Regions from separate parts of the Homo sapiens genome. Here region 1 is linked to region 2. A link is a loop called in an ENCODE intact Hi-C map of the cell type or tissue named here. Cell type or tissue: GM12878. All regions are shown on one strand. Each heading gives the region's core, and the rest is flanking DNA. Links, peaks and the distances in the headings are about the cores only. Region 1 has its middle 19 kb from the start of KCNMB2. Region 2 overlaps LINC01014 (long intergenic non-protein coding RNA 1014).

Evidence for each region. Hi-C counts contacts between places; a loop is a spot of excess contacts. Peaks named below come from ENCODE experiments on the same cell type or tissue, not always from the same donor. Only the 100,000 strongest peaks of a DNase experiment are listed, where the experiment ranks them.
Region 1: it touches region 2 in a loop (7-fold over the local background); 1 of 110 quality-filtered maps calls a loop at or near these places.

Annotation. Positions count from the first base shown.
Region 1 is chr3:178,515,020-178,520,409 of GRCh38, reverse strand. No RefSeq gene overlaps it. Among named protein-coding and RNA genes, the nearest start is that of KCNMB2, 19 kb to the left of the region's middle. In GM12878, for the core only: no CTCF peak of the experiment used is centred there; a DNase peak (open chromatin) is centred at 1,139; H3K4me3 peaks cover 1,094 bases; H3K27ac peaks cover 5,000 bases.
Region 2 is chr3:178,434,642-178,440,031 of GRCh38, reverse strand. The region is part of intron 1 of LINC01014 (long intergenic non-protein coding RNA 1014); the gene reads right to left. Among named protein-coding and RNA genes, the nearest start is that of LINC01014, 18 kb to the right of the region's middle. In GM12878, for the core only: a CTCF peak has its summit at 3,142 (motif pointing left); a DNase peak (open chromatin) is centred at 3,115.

The DNA of each region.
Region 1 (5,390 bases), core at 55-5,054, 81 kb before region 2:
AAAGCCTTCCAGTAGTTATTACCACCGTTCCTTCTTTAGGGTAATCAAAAGCAGTTTAGAGAATAAATCACGCATCTCTACTCTGGAAATTTGACAACAGAGCCCTTAGCTCCCTAAGATGCTGTCTTCATCACATAAAACAGGCTTTTTTGGGGTCTATGACCTTAAATTAAGTTTATGCCATTAGCTTCACCTATCATAGTACTGGGGGCTAATTCATTTCTTTTATCTTAAGAAAAAAAATTAAAGATCTGGTATAATGCTTTTAAAATTTTTCACATACTTTGACTTCATCTTCTTATCACCATTTTTCAATTTCAATTACTTAGTGTTTTAGAACCAATATGCTAAAACTCAGCATGATAGAAAATACAGACCAGATCTTTAGAAAAGGGCAGACAGCAAACTAAAAGGCAGAAAAAGAAATGGAGCAAAGAATGGTCACACAAGATCTGTATTCTGAGCTCTTCGAGATGCCATCCGTTCAAACGTTACTTACCTTGGCCTCAAGACTTTATTCTACTGAACATCACTTGTTAGGTCCCTAAGCTAACATGTATTTTCAGACATGGTTCTCTGATTTTCTTATGTGAAAACCTGGGCTGATTTACATTCCATGACCTGAAAATAGATGCCTGCTTTTGTTGATGGAATATTAGCTCAATTAAAAAGAATAGGAATCCTGGAAGGTGCCTAGAGATGACATGGAAAATTAGAGGATTATAACTCTAACTTTTTCACAGAGGAAACTATAATAAAATTCATTTTTCCAGAACCCTAGAGTTGATACAGGATTTGACCTAGGAGTACTTGCCTTCAAATCTGTGTTTAGCCATTTACTTGTGTGCGAATCAGGGCAAATCCTTTAACTTTTGTGTTTTTCAGGTTTCTCATCTATTAAATAGGACTTCAAATACCTACCTCACAGAATTATCATTAGGTTCAGCTGTATACAATTCCTTTGAATACTCTAAAGACTACAGCTGCCAGTTGGTCTTGAGGTTATTTCTTGTCAAGATCAAGCCCTATCAGAAAAACCTAGTCTCATGTAGGGCAGAAGGGTAGTTTTGGTTTCTGACATTCTATAGATGTCATTTCTCTTGACCTTGGTAATGTTTCTAAATTGAGTTTGCAGCACAGTATCGGTCCTTGTGGAAATATGACTAAGAACACGTACACTTCTAACTACATAACATCTGGCTAGAAACATAATCTGAGAATAGTCTTTGAGAATAAATGGTTAGAGACACAACAAGTGATGTTCAGTAGCAAGAAGTCTTAGAAGCAGGGTGAGTCACATTTAAATCAATGACACAGCAGAGACCAATGAAGATTATTAAGTATATCAGTGACAAGGCTGTGTAAACTGGGTTCTATTACTTTGATAAAAGATAGATTCAGAATTCAAAGTGACTTTGGTGATTTAGAAAATAAATACAGAAAACTCGTTTCTAACTAGGAGCAGAGGAAGACACAGGATGGGGAGAAGGCTCAAATGTGCCCATATTTATGAGGGGAAAGAGCCAGCTATGTGTGGAGGGGGAGAAAAAGAAAGTGAGGTTCTGGGTAGTTATCAGATTGCCTGTGAGTCAGCAATGCGGCACTGCAGTTAGAAGAGCCAGATGAGTGCTGCAGGGCACGACAGGAAGGTGGCATGGAGCAATATCTGAAGGTCCACCTCCTCTTAGACGGATAACTGGACAGACTACATATGGATTATCAGTTTGTCTCTGGTTAAATACCTGTATATATTTCTTTAGGATACCTACTATGATCACTTTTGCAGAGTGAAGATGGCTTTTCTCTTTCTAATGTGAGCCATAAGGGATGCATTATGGGAGAGGAGTTATCTAAAAATGGAGAAACCTAATCCTATTTAGGGCAGGAGGGACCCCAACCCTCCTTAGCCTCCTCTATTAAACTATTATTTGTCAGTTGTTTTGAAAGTTTCAAAATACTTTAAAGATTTTCTAATTTTCAGCCTATATTATCTCTTGAATCAGTGAATCCTTAAGTTTACTACTCAGAAGGGTACCACTGTGCACGAAGACCATTGCACCCTGTGTCTTGTGTAAATTCACTTTTTTCTTGGACAGCCCCTTTTCCTTATGTCTACTTGGTGAACTTCTCTTTATCCATCAGGTCTCAGCTGAAGCCTCACTCTGTGTGAAGCCCTTTTTGACCTTCCTGGGTAGAGTTGTATCCCTTACGCTCACCTCTGCTGCATTGTGTACATTCCCCTGTTAAAGGCTCATTAATCACACTAGATAGAATTAGAATGTGAGCTTCTTGAAAGTACAGATCACATCTTACTCATCTATTCATCTTTGTATTCTCAGACCTAGAAGTGCCCCTGGCACATGGTGTGTGCTCTATAATTACCTATGAAATGATTTAATGAAGGGTTGAATGAAGATGAGTACATAACTACAAGATCTATGTGAATAGGTAAAAAAAAAAAAAAAAAAGTCCGCTATTTAACTAGAAAAAAGGCAACTCCAACTTTCTGTATTCCATAGTGTACCACACGGGTGAGGAATTATATTTTAAAAAGAATTTTAAGAGTTTCCCGTGAGCTGTAAGAAAGAAGTCGTTGCCAGTAACAACTAAGCATAGTCTTTTCTCCGTTCACATGCAGACGATGAGCTAGAGTAAGTTTCTTCTAACTTTAAGTTCTTTATTACCTCATGCTAAGTTCCAGCATTTTCTATTCTTTGGCTTCTACCAGTTGCTTGAGGATCCATGATGGAGACAGACTCATCCTGAAAAGCCCAATTCCACCTTCAGCAAAACCTACAAGAGGTCTCATCTGTTGAAGTGAACTAAAAGTTTAGCAAGTGATAAAATTTTCACATTGTCACACATTCATTTAATAGTAAGGGGAAACGTGAAGCCAAGAAATATTTTTTAAGGCAGCAATGTACAAACATATCTTTTTCATTCTGTAAATCTCTTTTCTCAGGGTAGGTTTGATCAGAGGGAAAGAAACATCTTTACCATAGTATTGTCTCCAAGTGTTCTGTTTCTGTTTTTTTGAGTGAAGCGTTTGATGCCTGTTGAGGGTTTTAGTGGTCTGATTCTGACTGTAAAGTTGCTGATTTCTTCTACCCACTACCATTTTTGTTTCAGAAACAAAGCAACAGAAAATGGCATTGTTTGTTTGCCTAATGACATGTGCTAAACACACACACACACACACACACACACACACACACACACACAGAAGAAAAACAAAAAGCCTCCCTCCTGTCCTCCAGCTCATTTTTAATATTTATCTTTTCATGAGTACATCCAGCCTATCTTTAATGTTGTCAACATGTTCCTAAGCAGGCTGAGTAGGGTGTTAGCAAACAACAGCAGCAGGAAATCTCTAGTCCCTGACAGTTAGAGAGGGCTCCCCTCCAAGAAGTGAGCCTAAAAAGTACATATTAGCTTTTTTAAAAAAATCTCAGACTCAACAAATTTATTAGTGTCATGATTTCATTTTCTATTTTAGAATATCATGGTTTTCACAGTGTCCCATGATTCTATTAATTCCTTTTATTAACAAATGAGTTATAGATATTTTAATTTATATCTCAATTCTTAAGATTCTAGAAGACATAATTCATCAGTCACAGACATCAAGACCTCAGTGAGAAATTGGTTGGTAGTGGTGACAGCATGAGTTTGAGAACCAGGATTACCTGAATCTGAATTATGGTTCTGTATGTTCTACCTGCATGACTGAGGAAATAAGCTTCTCTGTGCCTCAGTTTCCCACTTATAAAATAAGATTGACATTACCCCATTTTCAGAGTTAGTGTCAAAATTAAGTGAATTGCAACATGTAAGGCTCTTAGTACAATTTCAGATATATAGTAAACTCCTGATAAATGGTGACAATGAAGATGATGATGGAGTTGAAGATGCATTTTTTTCAGCAGAGTTCATTCAGACAGGTACATTCCCTGATGCTGGAGATCACAAATCCTTATACGTAAAAATCAACTCTACCTTTTAGGATGGAAAATGTCTAAAGGTTTTCAAGGTGTTGATTTTCAAATGTGTTAAAAAGCTCAAAAGAGACAAAGGCTTCAATATTCAGACTGTCTTCTGGCAGCGTTAGAGAAGGCTCAGTCTATGTAAATCTAGAAGTTGCAATTTGTCATTTATTTTCTGAACCTCCAAATGCATATTTTGGACCTTTATTTTGTTTAAATTCTTGGGTGATAATTAAATCACAGGAGTATCTATGACATATGTGGTTGGGTGATCACCTCTTAATCTCAAATACCCTGTGACTGTTTCTGACAAACATATTTTGAAGACATTTATAAAAGAGAATAAATAGTTCGCAAATATTTTCTCCCATTCTGTAGCATGTCTGTTTACTCTGTTGATAGTTTCTTTTGCCATGTAGAAGCTATTTAGTTTAATTAGGTCTATTTATCAATTTTTGTGTTTGTTGCAATTGCTTTTGAGGACTTAGCCATAAATTATTTGCCAAGGCTGATGTCCAGAATGGTGTTTCCTAGGTTTTCTTCTAGTATTTTATAGTTTGAGGACTTACATTTAAATATTTAATCCATCTTGAGTTAATTTTTGTATATGGTGAAAGGTAGGGGTCCACTAGCATCCAGAATCTCTTAGGAACTTAAACAGTTCAACAAGCAAGAAGTAATCCTTTCAAACAGTGTGCAAAGGACATGAACAGACACTTCTCAAAAGAAGACATACAAGCAGCCAACAAACATATGAAAAAATGTTCAGCATCACTAAACAGTAGAGAAATGCAAATCAAAACCACAATGAGGTATCATCTCACATGAGTTAGAATGGCTATTACTATTATTATTATTATCATTATTTGAGATGGGGCCTCACTCTGTCACCCAGACTGGAGTGCAGTGGTGCGATCATGGCTCACTGCAGCCTCGACCTCAAGTTATCCTCCCACCTCAGGCTCCTGAGTAGCTGGGTCTACAGGAATGTGACACCACGCCCAGCTAATTTCTATTTTTTTGTATTTTTTGTAGAGACAGGGTTTTGCCATGTTGCCCAGGCTGGTCTTGAACTCCTGAACTCAAGTAATCCATCCGTCTCGGCCTCCCAAAATGCTGAGATTATTGGCATGAGCCACTGCACCCAGCTGGCTATTACTTAAACGTCAAAAAATAACAAATGCTGGTGAGGCTGAAGAAGAAAAAAAGGAATGCTTATACACTGTTGGTGGGAATGTAAATTAGTCCAGCCACTGTGGAAAGCAGTTTGGAGATTTTTCAAAGAATGTAAAACAGAACTACCATTTGTCTCAGTGATCCCATTACTGGGTATATATCCAAAGGAAAATAAGTCATTCTACCAAAAAGACATGTGCTTATATGTTCATGGCAGCACTATTCACAATG
Region 2 (5,390 bases), core at 326-5,325:
TTCTTTTCCTCTGTCAAATTGAGATAATCACACATATTTTTATGTAAATTTGTAAGGATGAAAACCCAAAATGTTAAGTATCAGCCCAGAACGGGGTACATGCTACTGTGGTTAATAGCCTGTGTTGGAAGGATAGGCAGATGGGTGTTTGTTCTCAGGTTTCTTAGGACAGTCGTGGATTTTTCCATACAGTGGGTGAAACACAAAAGGTTCCACTGATGTTGAAAAACCTGGACAGTGAAGCACAAAATGACTGCAAAATTCCCCTATGGCTTAGCATAAACCAGGGCTACTGCCTATTCCTGCTAGCTGGACACACGTGCTGACTCATCCCTGCCTTGCAGTTGCTGTCCACAAAGCAAATGAAAGAGGAAAGCCTTGAGGTATTCTTATTCAAGTGCTTGAGCTTGGATTATTTGGGGAATAAGTATACATTTTAATAACCCTGTGGATTCAGTGAGAAAATGCAACATACATTTACTTGTTCAGTGTCCAAAATGTAGACTGTTTATAGGGATTTAAGAAAAACAGAACCTTGTGGTTCAAGACCAAATAAATCACTAAAACTCTTTTCATAACGTGAACCTCTGTGGGCCAAATGTGAAGAGAGGTGGATTTATATATTTTTAATATGATTAATGATTTGAAAGTCCCCAACTTCTTAAGTACCATGGTTAATAGTTAATGAAGTACCTTTTTCTAAGCCCTGTGCAAATTAATGTCAGAGAGAAAAAAATATGGAAAATGCATACGAATTAAAGCAGAAAGACTTTCCAGTTACTTAAAACCAGGCAGATGGAAATGAATTACTTTTCTTTAATTGTGGCTAGAGGCAAGGCAATGATAGTAAGTCCAAGACTGGAGACTGCAGAAGTTTTCTAATCAGATCCCCCAGCCTGGCTTCCTGATGTTGTATCCAACCTCTCTTCACCAACCCCATACACACACACGCACACACACACGCGCCCACACGCGCACACACGCACACACGTCTCTCTCCATTTCAAGGTTCTGTCCTGGATAGTACCATCATTCCTAGTCCACTGGATCATGGCACATGATGATATTTCCTTGCCCCTTTTTTCTCACATATAAGCCCATTCTTTAAAGCCTGGCACATAGTAGGAAATTAATACATGTCTGCTAAATGAGCTGACCCATATGTTTATTTGAGCTGTAATGATTTTTGTAGGCATGGCAGGAGGAACTGTTGGATGTCATTCTTTTTTTTTTGCGGGCGGAGGGGGGGAGTCTCACTCTGTCACCCAGGCTGGAGTGCGGTGCCGCGATCTCAGCTCAGTGCAACCTCCGCCTCCCGGGTTTAAGTGATTCTTCTGCCTCAACCTCCTGAGTAGCTGGGACGACAAGCGTGCGCCACCATGCCCGGCTAATTTCTGTATTTTTAGTAGAGACGGGGTTTCGCCATATTGGCCAGACTGGTCTCAAACTCCTGACATCATAGTCTGCCTGCCTCAGCCTCTCAAAGTGCTGGGATTACAGGCATGAGCCACCGCGCCCAGCCTGGCTGTCATTCTTGTCTCAGCAACTTGAAGCAGGTTCCTGGAACAGACCATTTATTTAAAGTTTTGCATAAAGGGGTGCCATAACATCCCACATGAATTGCAGATGTTTATCGTAACACACCTTCACCTTTCACCTCCCCCAGGTGTTCAATAAACATGGAATGAATAAGTACTTGTATCATTTGGGAAACTATTTTACTCTCTCTGCATCTCATACTTGATGTTATGGATTTCAACAAAAGTATTCTTACTTATAAAATGAGTAGCATTATTTCTGCTGTAAATATTCTGTTTGTGACTTGATTTGAAGACAGTTCAAATCCAATATTAAAGATATTTCTTGTAATGCTTTGCAAAAGAATCATAAAATTCTACTTAATTTTATTCCTATCCTCAAAAACCTAATCAAGTATTGTAATTCTATAAAGAAAATATTTATTGATTTTTAAATATTTTTGTTGCCTCATATAAAGTTGTATCAGAATTTTAAGTAAGTGCAAAAAATAGTAAACTGCTATTCTATCTCACATTCACTTTCCTCATAGATTCATAGACTCTCAGGTCTGGAGGGGTCTTTAAATTTGGTCCCCAGCTCTAGACCACAGTCATTTTGGATTGTAAGCATTCTAAGGCCACTGCTCCTTGAACAGTAATGTGCATACAAATCACCTGGGACGGACGTTAAACTGCAGCTTCTGGAGTGAGGCCCATGCTCAGATTTATTCCTAATAACCCTTAAGAAAGATTATTTTCTAGTTCCTTTTTCTGCAACTGATTGGAATGCACACAGATAGAGACAACAGGATAGGGTGTCCAGATAAAATTATTCTTAATCAAATCACATTTCAGATAAATAACAAATAACATTTTCAGTGTAAGTATGTCTCAAATACTGCATGGGATGTATACTAAAAAAATTGTTGTTTATCTGAAATTAAAATTTAACTGCATGTTCTGTAGTTTTATTTGCTAAATCTGACAACCCTACATGGGCATAAAGAAGAAAAGCAAGGGCTTTGGTGTCAAGACCTCGCCGATATTGAGTACTGTCTTCTCATTTACTTGCTGCGTAATAAGAGGCAGTCTTGTGACATCGAAGCCTCTACTTCCTCATCTATAAAAAGAGAGAGAAGAGCACTGGCCGTGCTGGGTTGTTATAAAGAGTAAATGAGTTGATACTGGTGAAATACTAGGCCCATAGTAAGTAATTAATAAGGCCAACAGAAATGATATTGGTGATTGAGGTTTGTCCATGCTGTTGACTCTGAAAAGAGAATATTGCATTCATTAGGAAATAACATTTGTAATGTATATTATCATGTTGCCTCAATGTGAAAAACTATTATCTGATTTTCATGCAAACTTGATTTTCTATCTCAGTGATTCTCATCTTTTAGCATGCAACATTATCACTTATTAAAACACGATTGTTGGGGCCCACCCCTAGAGATTATGATTCAATAGGCCTGCGGTAGGGCCCAAGAATCTGCCTTTTGAGCAAGTTCCAAGGTGATGGTGACACTGCTAGTCTGAAGCCAACATTTGAGAGCTTCTGATCTGTATCAGAATTATTCTGGCTTTTTCATGGTTTTCTTGCTTTGTGTGGTTAAAGTAATGCCACCTACTGGACATAATTGAGAAGAACTCTCAGTAGAAACTTAAAACATTTTTTTTTAAATGATTAAATTCTAAGGGTCCTGTCGAGAGCTTGAAAATTCTTGTCCTTTTGACAAATTGGGAACAGACAGAGTATTTTTATTGTGACACAAGAATATCAACTTGTTTGTAGGATTTCTTTTTTAAGTAAAGAAAACATTAAAAATATTCTCCCTTCTGTTTATAGTTAAATGCATAAGAGCAATACTGACACTAAGTGCTGCCAATTACTTGTTGTACTCTCAATTTCATGAAAGAAAGGAACATATCTTGGTACAATAAGTGCAAAAATTCTTTCTCTTTGGTCCTATGTATTCATCTAGACAATGAGAAAAGGTGAGATAATCTCAACAAGTAGTCTCTAATGTTCTGTGATTCTGCCCAAAAGACATTTCACTTAGCTTAACCTCAGAAGGAGAAAGAATCTCATTTAGAATGAAAGCCTGTTCTCTGACATTATACAACTCTTTCATTTTATAAAAACTAACCTAAATGTGACTCTTACCCCAAATGCAGTCATATTCTGAGGTACTAGGTAATAGAGGTTCAATATATGAATTTTGGAGAGGCATAATTCAGCCCATAACAGTACTGTACAAATATTGTTTTAAAATAGAATCTTATCCCCTTGGGGTTTATTTTCTGCATTTGTAAAACAAGGAAGTTTTCCTGAGGGAGTTCTGAGTAACTTGAAACTCAATATTCTGTTGTGCTCTCATTTCTTTAGCCCCTAAGAGTCTATAGTCAAGGAGAAGCTTATCCAGGAGCCAGTGCATGCCAGGTTTCAGGAGAGGGGACCGTTTGCATTTAAGTAGTGTTGTGAAAAGAGCATGGCATCAGATAACTGAGTTTCATTTCAACTCAGTAATTTTCTTATTAAGAAAGCTTGTATATAATAATCAATCTCTCTGGGTCTCAGTTTCCTCCTGGGCAAAGTGGGGCTTGTAAAACCTGTCTAGAGTTGCTCTGAAGGTAAGGCATATAACATGCGTAAAGCACCTGACACAAAGATTGCTTAACAATGGAGGCTCAGCGAATGGTAGTTACACATTGTACATTCAGCCTTGTCTTGCCTCCCCTAAGGCAGAATCAATCTTGCAGCGGCGATGCCTCAGTGGTGTTGGAGACTGTGCCTCATACTTCCCTGGGGTGACTGCGGCTATGGTGCTTCCTTCTGAGCCATAGTGCTGACATGAGAAGCAAACAGCAACCTGTCTTTCTCCCCATTGCAGAGCCACAGATCCCTTTCTAGGGACCAGTGAGAACAATGGTTATTCCAACAACTATCCATCATTACAACCTCATGTACTTTTTGGATGCAAGCTCTGGAGTTGAAACACCAGAGCTTCACTTTCGAGTAGCCAGTTCTTTCTTAACAGCATCCTCGAGGAAGGTAAGAAATGCTGCATCAGGTCCAACAGCAAGTCTAGAGAAAGCTAGCTCTAGACACTGTGCTAGGTCAATTTTCCCAGTGCCTGACCACCTGGTGGAGCTTTGGTGAGTCTTTGACTACTTTAACTTTCTTTCCCTATTTCAAAATTACCTAAAGCACAGATTACCCTGGGGCTTCCTGGGTAAGTCTCTCTTAGGAGGGGAAGCTATGCTGTCATATTTAGGCAATTACTTAGATACTACTTGAAATGTGAAAAACAAGGGCATTAATAATCCCAGCGCCCTTAAACAACTATGTTCATTTCTGTATCAAAAATTTCAGTCTAATATTCATGTGTGTATATATATGTACATGTATAATACATACACTTTTTGTGTATTTACAGATCAAAGATTGTTTTATATAAATACCATTTTTACTGTATCTAGCCAAGAAGCATTTTTCAACTGCTGTCATTTTTATGGTTTAATTATATTATATTATATTGTATTGTATTATATTAACTACATGGACAAAAATTTCCCCATATCCTATCTATGAGTATTTATATTGCTTTTAATTTTATAAATGGTGCTGCAATGCCCATTATTATGCATATGTTTTCCATGCCCTCCTTCTCTCAAATCATTTCCTTAGAATAAATAAATTTCTAGAACTTGGCATGAACATTTCTATGTAGATCAGACTTCAGAACCAAGCATCCCTCACTTTCCCGAAAAGTGCTGCAGTCTTTTAAATTTTTGATTCTCTATAGAAGACAGAGCTTCTTTCATTGAAACTTTTAGTACTGAAGCATAGAAAAGAGTGCCATCTGCTGC